Linked DNA regions of Homo sapiens: all the other regions are linked to region 3. A link is a contact called in ENCODE Hi-C or POLR2A ChIA-PET data. All regions are on one chromosome and are shown on one strand. The core of a region is the stretch at or near the end of the contact, and the rest is flanking DNA. Distances in the headings are between cores, read along the strand shown.

Region 1 (3,950 bases), core at 442-2,941, 44 kb after region 3:
AGCGATTCTCATGCCTCAGCCTCTGGAGTAGCTGAGATTACAGGCGTATGCCACCATGCCCAGCTAATTTTTGTATTTTTAGCAGTGATGAGTTTTTGCCATCTCTGGCCAGGCTGGTCTCAAACTCCTGACCTCAAGTGATCTGCCCGCACTGGCCTCCCAAAGTGCTGGGATTACAGGCGTGAGCCACCGTGCCCGGCTAGTACTGTTTCTTGTACAGTGTGCAGAAGGATGACACAATTAAACCTCTTTTCTAATAAGTTACCCAGTCTCAGATATTTCTTTTTAGCAATGCAAAAATGGACTAAAACAAGGACTTTCACCTTTTCACTTAAAGGAAGCACTTTACAGCTTCTTTTGGCAAATCCAAACTCACTAGCCTTGAATTTTGGGACCACTGTTAAGTAAAAAAGGGTTACTTTAACACAAGCACTGCGATGATACTGCCGACAGTTGATCTGACAGTCAAAGCAGTCACTAAGTGACTAACAGACAGGCAGTATATAGAGCATGGGTACTCTGGACAAAGGGATGATTCTGGTTCTGGGTGGGCTGGAGAGGGACAGTGTAATATTTCATCACACTATTCAAAGATGTCCAATTTAAAACTTAAAGTTAATTATTTCTGTAATTTTCCATTTACTATTTTTAAACTGTGGTTGACCACAAGCAGCTGAAACCATGGAAAGTAAAACCACAGATAAGGGGCAGGGGGAACTACTGTAGTGTAATAAGAAATATATTTGTCGGGGGATGGGGGAGGGATAGCATTAGGAGATATACCTAATGTTAAATGACGAGTTAATGGGTGCAGCACACCAACACGGTACATGTATACATATGTAACTAACCTGCATGTTGTGCACATGTACCCTAAAACTTAAAGTGTAATAAAAAAAAGAAAAAAAAAAGAAGAAATATATTTGTTCTTTGTCCCAGTGCCTAGCACAGAGCTCCTAAAACTCTTGAAATTTCCCTGATCAGAGAGTCTTCTTTTATGCATAAAGAGCTCCTTTCCACAGCAGAATGTATGCTAATTAGTTGACTTTGGATGGGATCCCTACATAGCCTCAGGTTGGGGCTGGTTACCAGAAAGACCAAGTGATTAGAGGGTGGAAACTTTCAGCCCCACCCTTGACTTTTAGGGAGGGAAGAAGGGCTGGAGACTGAGCTCTATAAAAACTCTTGAATAACAGGAATCAATGAGCTTTAGAATTAGTGAACTTGTCCACCCATGGAGGATGGAGATGGAAGCGCCTCTGCTTGGAAACCCTTCTGAACCTCACGTTATGTATCTTTTTATATGGACGTTCATTTGTGTCCTTTATAATAAACCAGTAAACATAAGAGAAGCATCTTCTTGAGTTCTGTGAGGCATTCGAGCAAATTACCAAACCTTAGGAAGGGATCAGGAGAATCCTGAATTTATAGCCAGTTGGTCAGAAGTACCGGAGGCCCAGGATTTATGACAGACACCTGAAGTGGGGGTAGTCCTGTGGGACCAAGCCTTTAAGCTGTGGGATCTGAGCTAACTCTGGGTGTCAGAATTGAACTGAGTTGTTATACACCCAGCTGGTGTCCAGAGAATCAGAGAATTGGTTGTTGGAGTTGGAAAATCCCTCAGACTTCCCAAGTTTCCCTTTGCATATTTTTAACCTATTAGTCATACTTATGGAAAGAGCAGTAGCTTCATTGATGAAACAAACATTGCTAACCAGTATTACTGCTTCACTATGTGCCTTCAGACAATTAATTTGGGCTTAGTGAACGGTATTTAGAGACTCATGAGAACGAGGCAATAGCCAAGATACACTTGGAAAACAGTAAATCTTGAAATCGAAATGATGAACTAGTCCTATCATCACCTTGAATTGATAAATGAGAATAACATTCCTTTAAGGTTATTCACTCTAGTGTCATGTTAAGTAGTTCTCTCACTGACTTTGGTTTAGATACTTTCTGAATATGCCATTCTCTTTACCCATTTTCATAGTCAAACACTGAGTTAAAATATTTAGGCTTTCCTTCTAAATCATTTTCTCCATTGTCTAACTTTTTACTGCTGGTGTTTATTTTTTATTTTTGAGTTATTTCTAGCATTTCAGGATCCTAGTGGCCTTCCTGTCTGTGCAAGTCACAATACACGGCCAGCACTGGGCGTGCCCAGTGAGGTAAGACAATAAGAAACTGTCCATGGCATGGCCTTTAAAAAAAACTGTAATACTGTGTTGGAATCATTCCAAACATCACAATTGCGGTTTGTCACATCTTATAGATCTGAACCAAAATTATTCTTTTTTAAAAGATGTCATCACACATTTATTGGGGAGGTAAGGCAATAAATGGATCATTTAACACGAATATAATTTTGCACAGAACACTTGTCTGTGAAGGAACAGGAAACAATGTGTTTGTTGAAAAAAATCTACTTTGGGTCAAGCATTACTAATTAATATTGATTGCTTTTTTACTCTGCATATGAATCCTCATCATTGGTATTACAGGTCCATAATCCCTTATATGAAATCCTTCCGGCTAAATATGTGTCAGGATTCCGAAATCTTTGGGTTTTAGGCCTGGGGTGTCTTTCTTCGGTAAACAACATTAATCCTTCCTCAGTGAAATGTATGCATATCTATATAGGATAGAATAAGTAAAGGCTGTAAGTAGCCCCACATCAGTGCTAGTCAGGTTTTCACATAATGGATTCGGGTCACATCAGGTTTTTCTGCAAAGTAAGAAAAAAATGGTTTCTAGTGGTTTAGGGGTTTCAGAATTGTGAATAAGGGATAGTGAGCCTGTACTACCCTAGTTTTATGAAGGGAAACTTGGCATCTAGAACGGTTACTACAAGTTAAAAATACAGAATTTAAACCTAGACTTGTCTTGATCCAACGATTGTTGTTGCTCTATTGAACCTAAATTAAGGATTATGAAGTTGTGTTCCTTCTGTAAGAGTAATTAAAGAATTGGGTTCTTCAAGGGACACTAAAAATAAAAGCTGTAAAAGATTATCCATTATTGAATCAATATTTTTAATACTTTTGAACAATTTTCCAGTGTGATCACCAATCACAAAATCACAGGAAAGGTTATTTTTCCATGGTTTAGAAGTTAATTTTTATTCAATAAAAGGAAAGCTTCTCTGCTTTCTCCACTTATCTAATTTCAAATTAACTCAAGTGGCTGTCAAAGAGATTGCTTTGACTCTGAAAGTTTGATGGTAGATTAGATTTGAAGGACCCAGGAAGCTATTATTTTCATGGCAATCCTTGTGGCCTGTTAATTAATTATGATTTATGTTCATCTGTGTCCCCACCCTACAAAGACCTTTTTTTTAAAGCCTACTAGAGGGTATAGGCTATTAACAAGGTATTAACTGGATATCACGGACACAATGACAATGCAGTTTTGCCTGGGCAAAAAAAAAAAAAAAAAAAAAAAAAAAAGCTAGTATGCTATTTGACCAGAACTTTGACCAGGATTTTAAGAAAAAACATGATGTTTTATCCTGAATACTAGATGCTGCATGCTAAAACTTTAGAGCAAGTAATCCTTTCGAAGGCCAAATATAGTCCCCATGTGTTGCAATAAACCAGGATTTTCTACACTTACCACTCTGCCCTTAGGTGAACTTCCCATGATTATACCACAAACAAAGAAACAGAGTAATTCTCGTGGAATACTTGAAGCTGGAAATAATGAGTACAATTCATGCCATACATTTTAAGAAATGGGTTCTTAAAAATAACTAAAATTTTACTCCTACGCTGCTGTCCTCAGTGAGCAAAGAATCATCAGATCATCCACTTTAAGAAGATTTCACACTATAGTCAAATTAGTTAAATATTTGGCAAGCAAATTTCTATTGCATCTACAAATTTTATGTAATAACTATTTGTAGCCTAATAATTGTAAAAACAGCTTTTAACCTCCATACCTAGGTCTTC
Region 2 (4,013 bases), core at 160-2,659, 38 kb before region 3:
CTGTATTTGGGGTTCATGTTAAATTAGTAGATTTTAGCTGCTCTTGCCACAAAAACAAAAAAAAAGTGGGTAATTATGTGAGATGATGGATATCTTAATTCGTTTCACTATAATAACCTTTTTATTGTCTATTTGTATCTTATAAGTATACCTTGGCCGGGCACGGTGGCTCACGCCTGTAATCCCAGCACTTTGGGAGGCCGAGGTGGGTGGATCACGAGGTCAGGTGTTCCAGACCAGCCTGGCCAACATGGCAAAACCCCGTCTCTACTAAAAATACAAAAATTAGCTGGGCGTGGTGGCGGGTGCTTGTAATCCCAGCCACTCAGGAGGCTGAGGCAGGAGATCCCTTGAACTCGGGAGGCGGAGGTTGCAGTGAGCCGAGATCATGCCATTGCACTCCAACCTGGGCGACAAGAGCAAGACTCCATCTCAACATAATAATAATAATAATAATAATAATTATTATTATTATTATTATTATACCTTAAATATATACAACAAAATTTATTTGGAAAAAAAAGAAAAGAAATACAGGCTTAAATGGGAAAATCAGAGATTGCTAAGAAGGCACCAATGAATTACCTTAGCACAGCTTTTATTCTTTCCATCCTGTTTTTCAGATTCCAGTGACTTCTCTTCCTTCTGTACGTTTCCTCAAACTCGGTGTCCTTTAAACAAACAAAAAATAAGTGTGCTCTGGTGTGTTCCTTTTAAGTTATTCTAACTTTATTTGATGCAATCCAAATGCACATGTTATTGAGCACGCAGGAAGCTATTCTTTAAATAAGCAATAATGAAGTTCAAAAATATTAAGAACACCCACAAAAGTGTCTCACATCCACTTCCTGGCAAAAAGTAAGATAATTAAGCCAACTAGTGTTTACTCAATGAAGTACACTGATAAGAAAGACATGCGTGTACAAGATAATAAAAGAGAAAGTATAATTTTAAATTGTGTGATTACTAAAGATCATATTTAATATTGTTACAGGAGAATTTCAGTCATTTGTATATAATTAATTAATAGGTGGTCTACAAATATTGTATAAATGTTCAATTATGACACATTGATATTGTTCCAGGGACCCTGATATTTTTCCATTTAGCTTGGAACAGAAATTTATAATGACATTGATATATATGTATTACAGTAACTTTACATTTGAGTGCACATTTATAGACGAAGTCTGTAATTCATTAGGAAATAATTTGAGAGTACAAAAACTCTGAAACGTTTATTTTTATGAAGTGAAATGACTGTAATTAACATTTCTATTTCTTGCAAGCAGGCCACAGTTTACCATAAATGTGAGATGTTCTCTGGTGAGCATGATTCATATCCTACATCATGGCAAACTTTTTTTCAGACAGTCATTAAGGATGTGAATCAGGGCTATTAGCAGTTACGTCATTCTGTCCTCTCAAAATTGGGTTGAGAGATAGTGGGGGCAGGTTAAGAATGTTATCAAATGTATTAGTCTGAAGGAAAAGACCAAAGGAACCTAAATATTTTTATCATTCATAATTTTCCTGCTTAGCATTACGATACATCTTAATTTGCCTTTCTCCTCTCCCCCCTATTTTCTTTCCTATTTTCTTCTTGTGTGTTTTATCTTTTCCAAGTTGAAACTAGAATTGTATTGGGAGAACCCAAATTTCAAAAAATTAGTGATTGACATAATTGAAAGTACGTAATGAAGTACTGTTTATTTGTATTTTAGAAAACCTATTTAAACTAATTGTTTAAAGAGGTTGAAATATATTGTTACCAGTTTTTCATTACATCCCATTACCTTAAATACTTTATCACTTTTTCTTCTATATCAAAATATCTGCCTTCTCCTCCCTTCCCACAAATAGAAAATCGGGAAATAAAAATCCAAAGTTCCCAGTATCATGTGTAACTTTTCTTTCATAACAAAGCTTTTAAATATGGTGATAAATTAGTCAAATAATAAATTATTAACTCTAATTTTAAAATAAAAATATTATAAGATAAATTTATGTTGCTTAAATACATAGCAGATGATTAATATATAATGCTTCCAATTTAATGTGATATTATGCTTGTAATACAAAATTTTCATTTCATTTTAAAAGATAAACTGTGGGATTTACATTTCTACAGTAAAAACAATTGATAAGTTTACATTTTAGTTTTTAAAATATAGGTATGTGTAAGCTTTATACTGATTTAAACTTTTAAAGTGTACATTTTTAAAAAGTATATTATAATCTTTTTTTATAAAACCATGAAAATAACTTTTCTCCTGCCCTATGTATTTTATTATCATTATTATTAGTGTTAAGAATACTTACATAAGACCTATCCACTTAGCAAATTTTTAATTATACATTACAGTATTATTAACTATAGGCACTCACTATGCTGTACAGTAGATCTCTAGGACTTAGTCATCTCTGCAACTGAAGTTTTGAAGTCTTTGACTAATACCTCTCATTTCTTACCTCCCCTCATCACCGGCCCTTAACAAGCACCATTCTACTATTTGCCTCTTTGAGTTTGACTCTTTTAAATTCCTCATCTCAGTGGTATCACGTAGTATTTGTTCTCCTATGTCTGGCTTATTTCACTTAGCATATTGTCCTCCAAGTTCATGTATGTTCTGGCAAATGTCAGGATTTCCTTTTATTTTTAAGGCTGAATAATATTCTATTGTGTATATCTACATATCACATTTTCTTTATCCGTTCATTCACTGATGGACATTTAGGTTACTTCCATGTCTTGGTTGTTGTGAATAATGCTGCAATGAACATGGGGTTGCAAACATCTCTTTAGGATCTTGAATGTAATATTTTTAAATATATACTCAGCAGTAGGATTGCCGAATCAGACAATCAACCACAATTGTCTAGTTTTATTTTAGTTGCCTTTGTTTTTAGTATTATATTCAACAAATCATTGCCAAGAACAATGTCAAGAAGATTTTCCACTATGTTTTCTTCTACAAATTTTATGGTTTCAGGTTTTACATATAGGTATTTAAACCATTTGAGTTAATTTTTGTGTATAGTGTAAGATAAGGGTCTGATTTCATTTTAACTATATAACTTTAAATGTGTATGTGTGTGTGTTTCTGAGATTTCTATTCTGCTCATTGGTTTATATGTCTGTTTTTATGCTAGTATTTTTAATTTTTTGAGGAACTTTCATACTACTTTCCATAGAGGCTGTACAAGTTTACATTTCCACCAACAGTGTACGAGGGTTCCCTTTTCTCCGTATTCTCGCCAATATTTATTGTTTGATTTTTGATAATAGCCATGCTAACTGGTGCAAGGTGATATGCCACTGTGGCTTTAATTTGCATTTCCCTGATGACGAGTGATGTTGAGCACTTTTTCATATATCTGTTTGCCATTTCAATGTCTTCTTTGGAGTAATGTTTATTCAGGTCCCTTGCCTATTTTTTCACAGGATTATTATTATAATTTGCTATTTAGTTGTAGGAGTTTTCTATGTATTTTGGATATTAACCCTTAATCAGATACACAGTTTGCAAATACTTCTTACATGCCACAGATTGCCTTTTCATTTTGTTGGTGGTTTCCCTTGCCATGCAGAAGCCGTAAGTTTGATATAGTCACAATTATCTAGTTTTATTTTAGTTGCTTTTGATTTTAGTATTATACTTAAGAAATCATTGCCAAGAACAATGTCAAGAAGATTTTCCACTATGTTTTCTTCTATAAATTTTATGGTTTCAGGTTTTACATATAGGCATTTAAACCATTTGAGTTAATTTTTGTGTATGGTGTAAGATAAAGGTCTGATTTCATTTAACCATATAACTTTAAAAGTGTATGAGGGTGTGTTTCTGATATTTCTATTCTGCTTATTGGGTTATATGTCTGTTTTTATACCAGTACCATTTTGTTTGGATTACTGTAGCTTTGTAATATATTTTACATTTTATATTATTTTGAAATCAAGAAGTAGGATGCCTCCAGTTTTATTTCTCTTGTTCAAGATTACCTTGGCTGCT
Region 3 (3,863 bases), core at 130-2,629:
CTCCTACTTCAAATCCCCATTATATCCTAAACATCATGCTGCACTTGCAAATGGTGGGCATATTGGCTTGAGTACCATGGTATGGTTAAGGCTTACAAGGAGCTCTGTCTCCACAACATCAGAGAGGTAGCTCTGAGCACCGCAGAGGGTGATGCTGCAGTGGCTGGCCCTTCCTGCGATGTCCTGGCCTGGTCCCAAGACACAGAAGCAGGTCTGAACATCATCAGAACCACTCCTCTTGACGACAATTCAAGGGAAGTAATTTCCCCCTGAGTGGAAATAACAATAACTGCTGTTCTATTTACTCAAGGTTCTGCTGGTGAAATTGCTATCTTGGCCTCTTCCAGGTCAGAAGACTGTTAACTGTCTCTGAATCACGAAATTCTTTTTTAAAACCTCCATTCCATTCTTCAAATGTAGACACATTTTAGTTTTTGCTAAACATTATAAATCCATTTATAGCAATTGTGGTATTGTGGTTTTGAGGAGAGAGACACTCAACCTGGAAGAACAGTTATTCCAAGTGCATGACTGACTTGTTAACAGACTTAGCGTTCTAGTGTCATAAATGTACATGATTTCAGTAAGGTTAAGCCTTTCCTAAATGCTCTTTTAATGGCTTAGCACAGAAAACATTGACCTAAAGAGTCAGAGCTTATGCACTTCCTTCATTATGGGTGTTTAGGGTGACTTTTTAAATGGGGGTAACAATATATTTATATAATATTACTGAGCAAATAAACTCATTTCCTGGGAATGTGTGCATCTCGCAAGTTCCTGCCACTGAGCCCACACAGGGCACAACTCATAATGAATTTATCTACATTAAAGAAAGGATAAAGATCGGGAAAAATTTGTTCTCCGTTTACATACACGCTTAATAGAATCTACGGCTGCCTCTTGAAATACACATTTTAATACCGAAGGAGCATCCCACAAAACATCTACAGGAACATGAAACCTATGTTAGGAAGCAAAATTTGGCTGGACATGCTAAAGTGCCTAAATGTAGGGCTATGTGCAGACAGAAGAAAAACAACAATATATTATTGCTCTCTCAGCCCAAACAGAATATGCTCTACCTTATTTTCATGTTGATTTTGGCATGAACCGCAATATTCCCAAGTCATTTTGAAAGACAGTAATAGGAGAATTTGTGTTGACATTAGACCAGATAAAAAGTAAGGATAAAAAGCAGTAGCCAGAACTAATGTTTACTCTTGGCTATCGAAGCTTTGCTAATCTCAGCTAGCAACAGGCAATTCGCCTCGGAAACACATACTCTCTCTTAGTAAGTGGCAGAAGCTGGACAAATCTAGGGAAAGCAATAGGACACGTGAAGTGTTAACACAACTCCACACCGCGACATTTTAAGGAAGAGTGCAAATAAGTCCTATTGGGCAGTTCCTTCTTCAGCTTCTGGGATACCTGCAGTGTAGAATCTGCCCAGCCTTTGGAACAAGCTTTGGGAAGTAAAACACTTTTAAGGAATGTTTTTCCGGCTGGGCACGGTGGCTCACTCCTGTAATCTCAGCACTTTGGGAGGCCGAGGTGGGTGGATCACCTGAGGTCAGAAGTTCGAGACCAGCCTTGCCAACATGGTGAAAAACTGTCTCTACTAAAAATACAAAAAATTAGCAAGGTGTGGTGGCGGGAGCCTGCAATCCCAGCTACTGGGGAGGCTGAGGCAGGAGAATCGCTTGAACCTGAGAGGCGGAAGTTGCACTGAGTCGAGGTTGCACCATTGCACTCCAGCCTGGGCAACAAGAGTGAAACTCCATCTCGAGAAAAAAAAAAAAAAGAATGTTTTCCAAGGGAATCAACAAATGTGGCTTTAAGAGTAGAATTTTCTCCAAGCTGAGACTATGCTGTCTAAATTAGTTTCTTTGGTTGCTATTCAGAGATCTAAATTCAGGAGCCTAATGACATCTAGATTTTTCTTAGTAATTCAGAAGCCCTAAAGATAATATCAAGAATAAATAGGCATAATCACACATAGCTATGTCTACAACATCCCAGTCTAAATATATCAATGTATTGTACTGACAGTACCTAAAGGAAACTGCCAATTGCCTCCAAAACTCACCCAGACAGACATTGTTTCAAGTGACCTGGCTTTATGAGGATGTGGTCGGCTGAATAGCAGTATAATTGCACTGAGGTAATCATGGCCGATCCAAGAAACATTGCTATTCCCAGTGAAATTTCCATTGTCTGTCAATGTATGTGAAAAATAGAAACAATTATAGCAAGTTTTCTTAAAACTATATTTGTTCAATGTAATAAACAATTTTTAAATTTGAGATTATGCTATTCTATTTCTTGTATTAAAAAATCCTCTTCTTTAAAAAAAGATGGTTTGAAAAAGTTTTTATTGGTTTGCATTTTACATCTTTATTTGGCAAAATAATGATGTCTTATTTGACAATCTTGTGTCAGTTCTATTTTTATCTTTATAGTTTATTGGTTGATAAAATTTAAAAGCTCAGAAACTATTTCAAATGGTAGCTCTAATGACAAAAATTTGGCCTTTCACACTTTCCAAATTAAGCACAGGAAACAGTTTACAGAGCAGAAGAATGAACCTTTGTAAACTAGAGAGTTGCATACATATGTGTAAGAAAGTTTTGAAAAGTAAGCACTGTGCACATTAAAATAGTGAGATGACATTTTCCTTGTAAAAAAAAATTGGTAAAATTAAAAAGGAATAATAACACTGGTGCCAAAGTGGGTGAGAGGAACAGGGAGAGGAATAGGGATTCTCACACACCACAGATGGCAATAAAAACTGGAATGAGCGTACCAAACTTCTGTTTGTTATTGGTTATCAAGACATGTAATTCTGCAGTAGCTCCATAGATGTCTATAGGTAGGAACTGATTTCAAATAATTGTTATGGATATATCCAGTGACTGAGCTACTAAGAAGTTCTACTCAGAACTGTTCATATTATTAAAAAGATCAGAAAATATCCCAGTGTACTGCAACAGAGACCTACTTTAAAAAGTATGGTGTCCCTAAAATGGAATATTACACAGCATTAATATAATACAAAAATGTGTAATAATTTTGAAAAACTCTTACAATGTATTGTTAAATTTAAAAAATCATCATCAAAGCATTGAGTATAGTATGATCTATGAATAGATACGAAGAGAGAGAGGGAGATAGAAAGAGAGAGAGAGAAAGCTGAAAGTATATATTGCAAGATTGACAGCCAGGAGGTTAGACTAAAGCTTTTTTTTTTCCTACTTTTTTGTTGAGGAGTGCTATGGGTTGAATTGTGTCCCCAAAACAGATATGTTGAAGTCATAATCCCAAATATCTCAGAATGTGAGCTTATTTGGAAATAGGGTCATTAAGATGACATCATATTAGTGTAGGGAGGGCCCTTAGTCCAATATGACTGTTGTCCTTATTAAAAAAAAAAAGATGCGAAGACAGAAATATAAAGAAAAAAACCATGTGACAACAGAGGCATAGATTGGAGTGACACAGTTGCAAGCCGAGGGACGTCAAGGAACAATGGTCACCAACAGAAGTTAAGGAGAAGCATGGAAGGGTTTCAGAGGAAGCATGGCTGCTGGCTGCTTGATTTTGGACTCCAGCCTCCAACACTGAGAGAATAAATTGGTGTTGTTTTAAGCCACTCAGTTGGTGGTACTTTGTCACAGATGCCCTAGGAAACTAATGCAATGGCTTGCACATTTAGAAAAAACACAAAGGCACTATTTGATGAATTAGTGAAAAGGAGGGACCCATGTGACTACCACTGGAAGCCTCCCTTGTGACTCCTCCAAGCCCCCACATCTTCTTGCTTTCCCAAAGGTAATGACAATTACGGCTCCTTAGTTGTGTTTGTT

What was found. Hi-C counts contacts between places; a loop is a spot of excess contacts on that map. ChIA-PET counts read pairs that join two places held with the same protein, here RNA polymerase II (POLR2A). Pooled maps may share reads with other maps.
Region 1: a loop to region 3 is called in a map of PC-3, with 6 times the contacts of the local background. The contact joins two enhancer-like sites. A Hi-C loop is called at or near these places in 3 of 168 maps with a recorded cell type or tissue (IMR-90, PC-3 and endothelial cell of umbilical vein) and 2 of 50 pooled maps. POLR2A ChIA-PET finds 5 or more read pairs at or near these places in 3 of 52 experiments (AG04449, HEK293 and PC-3).
Region 2: a loop to region 3 is called in a map of endothelial cell of umbilical vein, with 6 times the contacts of the local background. The contact joins two enhancer-like sites. A Hi-C loop is called at or near these places in 2 of 168 maps with a recorded cell type or tissue (PC-3 and endothelial cell of umbilical vein), 1 of 37 single-sample maps with no recorded cell type and 1 of 50 pooled maps.

What each region holds. Positions count from the first base shown.
Region 1 is chr4:176,837,017-176,840,966 of GRCh38, reverse strand. No RefSeq gene overlaps it. Among named protein-coding and RNA genes, the nearest start is that of LINC02509, 37 kb to the left of the region's middle. Within about 2 kb of position 1,691, at least 3 of the 41 ENCODE cell types and tissues checked have a DNase peak (open chromatin) inside an H3K27ac peak, as active enhancers do; they include PC-3 and endothelial cell of umbilical vein, where a contact is called at or near this core.
Region 2 is chr4:176,918,252-176,922,264 of GRCh38, reverse strand. No RefSeq gene overlaps it. Among named protein-coding and RNA genes, the nearest start is that of LINC02509, 45 kb to the right of the region's middle. Within about 2 kb of position 1,409, at least 2 of the 41 ENCODE cell types and tissues checked have a DNase peak (open chromatin) inside an H3K27ac peak, as active enhancers do; they include PC-3 and endothelial cell of umbilical vein, where a contact is called at or near this core.
Region 3 is chr4:176,880,652-176,884,514 of GRCh38, reverse strand. No RefSeq gene overlaps it. Among named protein-coding and RNA genes, the nearest start is that of LINC02509, 6.9 kb to the right of the region's middle. Within about 2 kb of position 1,379, at least 4 of the 41 ENCODE cell types and tissues checked have a DNase peak (open chromatin) inside an H3K27ac peak, as active enhancers do; they include PC-3 and endothelial cell of umbilical vein, where a contact is called at or near this core.